Linked DNA regions of Mus musculus: regions 1 and 2 are each linked to region 3. The links are chromatin contacts, found by POLR2A ChIA-PET in ENCODE. All regions are on one chromosome and are shown on one strand. The core of a region is the stretch at or near the end of the contact, and the rest is flanking DNA. Distances in the headings are between cores, read along the strand shown.

Region 1 (2,700 bases), core at 150-2,649, 200 kb before region 3:
TCTATAGGTTTTGGGGTGGCAAAACTTAAGGTGTGGTGGTACACCCCTGTAATCTCTAGTGCTAGGAGGTGGTCACCATCAACTTCAGAGGTGGTTTGGAGCCAGCCCTGCCTCTAAAACTTTGTCTCAAAAAAACCCAAAAAACAAAACCAAAAAAAAAAAAAACCCAAAAAACAAAAAACATCGTTTTGAGCTGGGACTTGCTCTATAGCTCAGTTCTAAGCAATCTATCTGCCTCAGCCTGCAAAGCAGCTGTGTCTACATGGCCACTCTACCCATCTTGGACATTTTTGTACATTTTTTAAGTAGACAATAGGCTATTAATCAATTGGTAAAGCGAAAGTGGTTACTATAAAGGAACTAATTAACATATTCATCATCTCTCTCACAGTTATTTATATTCCCTAGTGGAAAAAGCAGTTAGAATCTCATTTAGAAAAGAATCCTGACTCAATAAACAAAAATATTTGAACACAGAGCCACTTTCCCCTAACCTAGGTGCCAGCAGAATGACTGCATTTGTTTGACATTTGGTTCTCCGTGCGTCTTCTTTTTCCCATTAATTGATATTTTAAAAAACTGCTTTAGAATATTATCTTGATGATTAATTTCTGAGCTCGAAGCACTCACTCCCTTCGGAGCTATTTCTGTTTCACCTTCTCCGGCTGCAACTGACCTATCTCTTGGGGAAACTGAGGCCCGGAGCGGCGGGGAGCACTGGGGATAAACGCCGCTGACCTTTGCTTATCGTCTTCTCATTAAATGTCTGCTGGCCAGAGACCTTTTCACTGCCTGAGTGGCCGAGATAGCGGCGCGGCCAGGCTGTGACCTTTCCGGGGCTCCGACTAGAATCGTACCAGCCGATTTCTCTCAACCCTCTTGGACCAAGAGAACGCGCCTGTGAAGTCAACGAATTCCGAGTTCGGCCTCCGCCGCTGACGTCACAGAAGGGCAGCACAGAGTCGCTGCGTTCCTTGGGGGACATGAGCGCCAGAGGCAAGAGAGTGGCCCAGCAAGGAGGAAGTCTTGAGGTTTTCATCGGTACGTAGGACCGAACTACAACTCCCGACGCCCCGTGGACCTGTGCAAGAGAGCGCGACAAACTTTTGGACGAGATTGATCTCTCGTTAGTCCAACCAGAGAGCCGACTTTGGAGCGGCATCCCACCCCCTTGTAATTCTCAGGGCTGCTTCCTCGCGCGAGTGACGGGCTTCGCTTGCCTTTTAGGGTTTAGCTTTCTCTGACGGACGTCCGAACTGAGGAATCGGAGCTCGGTGAAGTCGAGAGGGTACTGAAAAGCGTGGATGGTAGCCAATAGCATGCTGGAAGCGCCCAGCGCCGTCCAATCGCTGCCCTGGAGGTCCGCCCTGGCGTGTGACGTAGTAGGGTGGGTAGCAACAGTTGCCCCGGTGAGGGAAACGGAGGCGCCATAGCCACGGTAGTCGTGGCGACCAAGCAACCCAGCAACGCCAGTCAACAACAACAACTGCGGCCGCCCCCCACCCCCACGCCCCCGGCCCGGCCTGGGGACCCCGGCGCGCTCGGTCCCCTCTGCACAGCGCCCACGCACCTCCTCAAAGCCTTCCGCGGACACAAGTGCGGAGAAGCCGAGGTAACCGGGGCAGCGCCCGGCAAGCTGGGCGCGCCGGGGCGGGCGGCCGGGCCCGCGCAGCGCCTGTCGCTTGAGTACAGTCCTGAGGGAAGGGGCGGGCGGTCAAAATGGCGGCGGCGAGTGTCGGGACTGTGGGGGAGGGGGCCGGGGTTCGGCCGGGGCGACACCACCCGCCCCCGGACCCGCAGCCCGGCCCCCGCGAGGGGCGGGTGCTCGCAGGCCGCGGGCGAGTGGAGGTCGGGCGGCTGGGGCGGGGGGCGCTTTTATGTGTCGGGAGGTGCGGGGAGGCGGGTCTGCGGAGGCTGGACCAATGACAGCGCGCGGAGGCGGGGCGAGACTGGGAGGTGGGCGGGGCCTGGCGTTTCTCCGCCCTCAGAGTCGGGTGCGGCCGCCGACACTGGGACTGTCCGGGTGTTCCGGATGAGGAGCAGCAGCTTGGGGTGCATACCTGCCTGAGAATTAGAACCCGGATGTGCAACTATTCCATCTCGGACCTTTGTTTTTCTTTCTATAAAATGGGAAGAATTGTGGCCATCTCCTTCTGTATAGTTAACTCTAAAATTCCTCCAAAGAATTTCCCTAGGGTTCACCCTTGAATCTTACACCACACCGGTCTACTGTTTATCAATGAGACTTGATAACTTGTTTGTGTTGATTGCAAAGTGACCCTCACTCTTAAACCCCAGAGGATGTGAAGAGATGGCCAAGTTTCAATAAGATTGGCTTTAATTTGGGGGATTTAGTTGTCAGAAGTTGAATCTCCTCCTGGAGAGATGTGATCTTTGGCCAGAGATGTAGAGGATCCCAAATTGTTCTCTGGTGTGCTGTCTCATCCCTAGGTTGGTGCCGGTATCGGGCACTTGTTTCTGGTGATTGGGGGTTTCTCCGTAGCTATTAAGGTGGTCACCTGTGGAAACAGCAAGCCAGTGGAGCTGTCTTAGATTCCTCAAGCCACATCTCTTGGCCAGTCAGTCAGTCAGGCCAGTATCAAGAGGGTCACATGTCATAAGGTGGTACAGGTCCCACGCGCCAGGAGCCGGTATAGCATCAGAGGCAAGGAGAGACATTTGTTAGTGCAGGACCTTCGT
Region 2 (2,700 bases), core at 146-2,645, 170 kb before region 3:
AGTTACTGTGCAGACTACAACTCACAGTAGAGGCGAGGACAGCTTGCAGGAGTCTCTATGTCCTCTCACTGCGTGGCTCCTGGGGATCTCACACATTATTAGGTTTGGTGGCAAGAGCCTATACCTATAGAGCCTCCGAACCAAAAGCTCCCAGTATTCCCAATGCTCCAATCCATTATTAAGAAAACCCCTTTCTTAATTAACTGCCAATCAACTGTCACACCCTAAAACATCACCAAGGAAGGATCTGAGGAAACAGGCATAAAGCTGACCACTGGGGAGCTATTCTGGCCCGCCTTCAAAAGATAGCCATCTAGTGGGAAAGAAGGCCTGGCACCTTGCCCCTAGTTCATCTCGACCCATGAAGGGAATGGCTTTGTCAGACAAGCCTTCCTGAGAGGATATAACCCTTGCCCAGGGAGTGTCTAGGCTAAGGGCAGAGCCACAGCCTTGCTTAGGGAGCACCAGGAAAAAGCACAGTTCGCCCTTACCCAGTTCCCAACTTCCTGTGCACATAGACAATCTTGCTCCACAGCTGCCCACCTAACATTATTCACATCCCTGTCCTTTCAGGTGTCCTCTGACAAGGGAGACAGAGCCCTAAGTGGCTTCCACTTTGAGAAGACCTGGCCCTACTCTGGAAACATTCCTCCATTCAATGAGTGAGGCAGACCTAGGTACAAGCACTAGATATAGAGATGGTCAGAGCTTGGACAGACAGGGAGCATCCAACAGAGGCTGCCCATTGTCGGTAGCAGGGGCTCTTCAGGGGTTTGGGGGGGTAGCTCCAACAAGGGGCAGTGCTTTGAAAAATCGGTCTAAACCAAGGTCTCCCCTTCCTCCAGATTCCTCGGACAGCTTCTACAGTAACCCGCCCATCAGCCTCCATCCCCGGTCTTTCCTCCATGATTCTCCCCGGCCTCCGCCACCCAAGCCCCTTCCTTCTTCACTGATCTCGCCTAGCAGCCTTCATTCAAGGCCCCCTGCAGGTGACCCGCCTCACTGGCTGCACACAAGTCACCAACCTTCGCCAGCCCAGCCCGCGCCTCAGCACCAGCCTCCACACCGCCAAACCCATCCCCATCCCCACCGCCCGGCCCGCCCAGCCCCCTCCCGGCCCCGCCCCCCACCTCGCCGCGCCGCCCTCCCTCCGCCGCCTCCCGCGTCCCCTCCTCCTCACAACCGGGCGCGCTCGCCTCAGACGCCAGGCCTCACCTTGACTCGCTCCAGCTGCTTGAGAACGTGTTCCCGCCGCCGCCCCACCGCCCGCTTCCCCCCGGTCCCCCCAGGGCCTCCGCCGGCGCTCCCGGCCCCGCTGTTCCGCTCCGATTTCGAGCTGGGCGCCATTTTCACCCCCTCCCTCCACTTCCGGAGCAACCGGTCCCTTAGCCCCGCCCCTGGCACTTTCTGATTGGCCTTTTCTCCTTACTGCGGCCGGCCGGTTGGGTGACAGCCGGCATTCCTTGTCGCTTCCCGCTACGCTTGTCCATCAAAGCTATCTTGGTTTTTGGTTGGTAAAGATGGTAACAGCTCCCGCCTTATTCCCGCCCTTCATTAAAGATAAACCACTCAGAAACCACTTTGGCGCTCCTCGGCCAAAAAACTTCAACTGAATAGGCGAAGATTTCTGTCAGGCTTGACATTGTCACGCCCCTGAGTGGGTTTCCGTGGAAACCACTGGCCGTCCAGCGGCCTGTGGGCGGGGCTATGGGAACCTGTGGTCCATAAGGGCCAGAATCTCCAGCCCTGGCTCTGGCTCAGGCTGGGAGGGCCGAGGCCTGAGGAGCATCCCTGGGCAGCTAGGGAGGAGACCAGGAAAAGGCGGTGGGGAAAAAAATGGCTCGTTTTAAAACATCTTCCAGGCCGGGCGTGATGGTTCACGCCTTTCCAGCACTTACGAGGCAGAGGCAAGTGGATCTCTTTGAGTTTGAGGCCAGCCTGAGTGAGTTCTAGGATAGCCAGGGCTACACAGAGAGACTCTTGTCTCAGAAAAACAAACAAAGAAACAAAACAAAGCATCTTCCGGACGACGATGACGATGATAGCATCAGACAGATATCATGCTGTTTTTAAAAAAATTAATTTCCATGGGTCAGGCGTGGTTCTGAGTTTGCACCTCCTGTGGAAGGCCTGTTAAGCCTATCATACTAATTAATAATGGTAATAAATATTACGGGACATGACAGCTTCATGCACCAGTTTTGCCTACATTCACTCAATCTCTGCAATGGTCCTTTATTTTACACGTGGAACAGGCATAAAGTGAACTCCCCTGAAGACATGGCACTTGTGTACCCAGACTGCTGGCTGCTCTTTTTACAGCCACATTCGGTTTATTGAGAACCCAGCTAACAGGACAGGTCATAAACAAGGAAATGAGTACCTGTCCTTGAATTCCAGGTATGGGTAGAAAGGCAGTTGGATGCAAAGTAGCTTTGTGAAGCGGGGGAGGAGGAATATTCCAGCAAAGACAAAGGTTTCTGGAGAGGTTCAAGACTAACCTGCCATGATGTATGGATTAGTGATGGGGACACTGCTGAGAGACTTACTAGGTGATCTCTTCTTTATGCAAAGACTGGAGGGCTCACTAGCAGCCCCCCTCCCCCCAGCATGAGGAGAAAATATGACCATGCATGTGCAGACCCAGCCTCAGCTGAATCATAGACTAGTGGACCCAGAGCAGGAGGGAAAGGAAGAGCA
Region 3 (2,700 bases), core at 35-2,534:
GTTCGAGACCAGTATGGTCCACAAAGCCAAGTTCCAAGCTAGCCAGAACCAGACAGGAAGACCCTGTCTCAAAAAGCAAAATCAAAACAAACAAAAATTAAAAACAGAGGGAAATGGGAGCGGGAGTGACTCTGGGGTTTGCTATAATGAAAAAGTGTATGGGCTGGTAGTGTGGACACCCAGCTTGAAGTGCTATGTGCTTGGGGTCTGCTTTACAATGTTGAACATGTTTGTTTTGGAGACATGCCTTTCTGTGTAATCCCGGCTGGCCTAGTACTCCAGATCTTCCAGCCTCAGCTTCTGAAGTCTTAAATGGCTAATCACCACAGGTAGTATCACAGCCAGATTACACCCAGTCTGCTCAGGTGGATGCACAGGGGCTCTTCTGTGCCAAGGGTCATTCCTGACCTCAAATGCCACAGCAGACCACAGCTTGGGCATCAATCTCCTCTCTGCTGCTTCCTAGCTGCCTGACTCTGGGCCAGGGGCTACCTGGATCCCAGTTTCTCCATTTGGGGAAAAAAAAAAGTTTTCTAAAGGATTCAGCCGCTGAGACTGCCTTTGGGAGTCATGACAGGTGTTAAGTATTGAGAAGAACAGGCATGGGACAAAGAAAAGTGACAATTTCAAATTTCTCCTACTTACTAACAACTATAAAAAATATTTTTGTTATGTGTATGTGTGTGCAGAAGTGAGTTCAGGTGACCGGAAAGGGTAGAGGGTTGGATTCTCTGGAGATACAGGCAGCTGTGAGCTCTGGGAACTGAACCCTGGTCCTCTGCTAGAGAGCAGGTCAAGTTCTTAACCGCGGAGCCACCTCGCCAGCCCCTTACAAATTACATTTATTTGTTCTGCGTGTGTTGGCAGAGTGTGCAACGAAGTGAGAATGTAGATCAGAGAACAGCCTACAAGAATCGATTCTTTCAACATGCTCAGGGGTCGAACTCTCATGTTGTCAGGTTTGGCCACAAGCGCCACTACCAGCTAAGCCACCTTGCCGGCCCCCAAGCTACTGTTCCCAAGCACTATGTTTCAATTCAGGCTAGGAGGGCTCATCTTCAGCATGAAGACGCCTAGAGGTGCCATTGGCCTAAAACGGAGGCTGGGCCCTGGGAACCCGCTCGCGTCCGCAGATACAGCATCTCCCGTGCCAGGACGCAGTGGTGGGATTGAGGACCTGCCACCCCCGTTGCCGTCGCGGACCGGTCCTCACCCCGTACCTACCTGCCCTCTCCCTGACGTCACGCCTCCACCAGCCCGGAAGCACACCCGGAGCCAGGAACCCGCAGAGCGCCCGCCTCTGCGGCCCAAAAGCGCCTGCGCAAGCTGGAGCGAGGCACTTTCGTCATCTTGATTGGCTGAGGCTATTGCAGACTGACCAATTCAGGCCTGTCTAGCCGTTAGAAGCCCCGCCCACCGGGAGTGGTCCAATTGGAGATGGCTTCCTCCCGGAAGATCTACTTTGGCACCGCCCAGCCCTCCCTGGCGGTTGCGTTTTCGAAGGAGCTGATTCGTCATTTTTAAGCTTTGATTTGACTGACGTTTGAGACCGGTTTTCTTGTATCCCAGTTTGACCCTGCATCTCATTATATTGCTGAAGATGACTCTGAATTTCTGACTCGCCTTGTGATATCCAAGTAGTGGGATTACCAATACAGCCCAGGCTATTTATTTATGGATTTTAAAAAATTATGTTTATGACCAGACGTGGTGGCCAACACCTTTAATCCCAACACTCTGGAGGCAGAGGCAGGTAGTCTACATAATCAAAGGCCTGTCAGGAGTACACTGTCTCAAAAAAATACATATGTATGTGTGTGGGTGAGTGCTAGTGTGCCACGACTGAGGGAAGTAGAGTCAGAGGGATATTTGTAGGTCTCTGGGCAAGTATGTGGTGCATACATATATGCAGCCAAAACACCTGTTCAGGTAAATAAATCTTAAAAGTACAAAGCAATGCCGGACGTGGTGGCTCACGCCTTTAATCCCAGCACTTGGGAGGCAGAGGCAGGTGGATTTCTGAGTTCGAGGCCAGCCTGATCTACAAAGTGAGTTCCAGGACAGTCAGGGCTATACAGAGAAACCCTGTCTCAAAAAACAAAACAAAACAAAAACCCAAAACAAAAAGTACAAAGCAAAGCCGGGGGACGGTGGCACACGCCTTTAATCGCAGCACTAGAGAGGCAGAGGCAGGTGGATCTCTGAATCTACAGAGTGAGTTCCAGGACAGCCAGGGCTACAGAGAGAAACCCTGACTCGAAAAAAATCTGCCCCCCCACCCCCACCAAAAAAGTAGAAAGCAGAAAAAAAGAGGTTTATTCAATGGTGGCACTTTAGAAAGCGATTCGGGGAAGGGACACTCTTAAGTTCTGGTGTGAGATCATGGTTTAAAGGTACAAGGATCTCACATCTAAGCAGTCTTGGTCAAGGTGTGGTCCCGCCCACCATTGACCCACCATTGTCTGGGCTTCAGTCTCATCCTGTAAGTTGGTCTGCAAAACCTAGAACTGGGTGAAATCTCTTTCCAGAAGACTTTCTCTTCCCCCTCTGGCTGGCGCCCTTTCTTTTGCCCACCATGAGATTCCTGGGGAAATTCCCATTTCTTTGGAGTTCATTATTTTATGGTCTGATAGATTGAGAGATGTGGGGACGAGTCTCTCTAGATATCTTCATTTCTGCCAGGTCTATTAAAAAATAAAA

Evidence for each region. ChIA-PET counts read pairs that join two places held with the same protein, here RNA polymerase II (POLR2A).
Region 1: POLR2A ChIA-PET joins it to region 3 with 18 read pairs in embryonic stem cell. The contact joins the promoter of Rfx1 here to the promoter of Ccdc130 in region 3. POLR2A ChIA-PET finds 5 or more read pairs at or near these places in 3 of 5 experiments (Patski and embryonic stem cell).
Region 2: POLR2A ChIA-PET joins it to region 3 with 14 read pairs in Patski. The contact joins the promoter of Dcaf15 here to the promoter of Ccdc130 in region 3. POLR2A ChIA-PET finds 5 or more read pairs at or near these places in 2 of 5 experiments (Patski and embryonic stem cell).

Annotation. Positions count from the first base shown.
Region 1 is chr8:84,065,437-84,068,136 of GRCm38, forward strand. Rfx1 (regulatory factor X, 1 (influences HLA class II expression)) reads left to right here and starts at 1,400. Exons shown (of 21, transcript NM_009055.4): 1 at 1,400-1,612.
Region 2 is chr8:84,103,402-84,106,101 of GRCm38, forward strand. Dcaf15 (DDB1 and CUL4 associated factor 15) reads right to left here and starts at 1,396. Exons shown (of 13, transcript NM_001357322.1): 1 at 1,216-1,396. The coding sequence starts at 1,347.
Region 3 is chr8:84,269,118-84,271,817 of GRCm38, forward strand. Ccdc130 (coiled-coil domain containing 130) reads right to left here and starts at 1,285. Exons shown (of 10, transcript NM_026350.3): 1 at 1,225-1,285.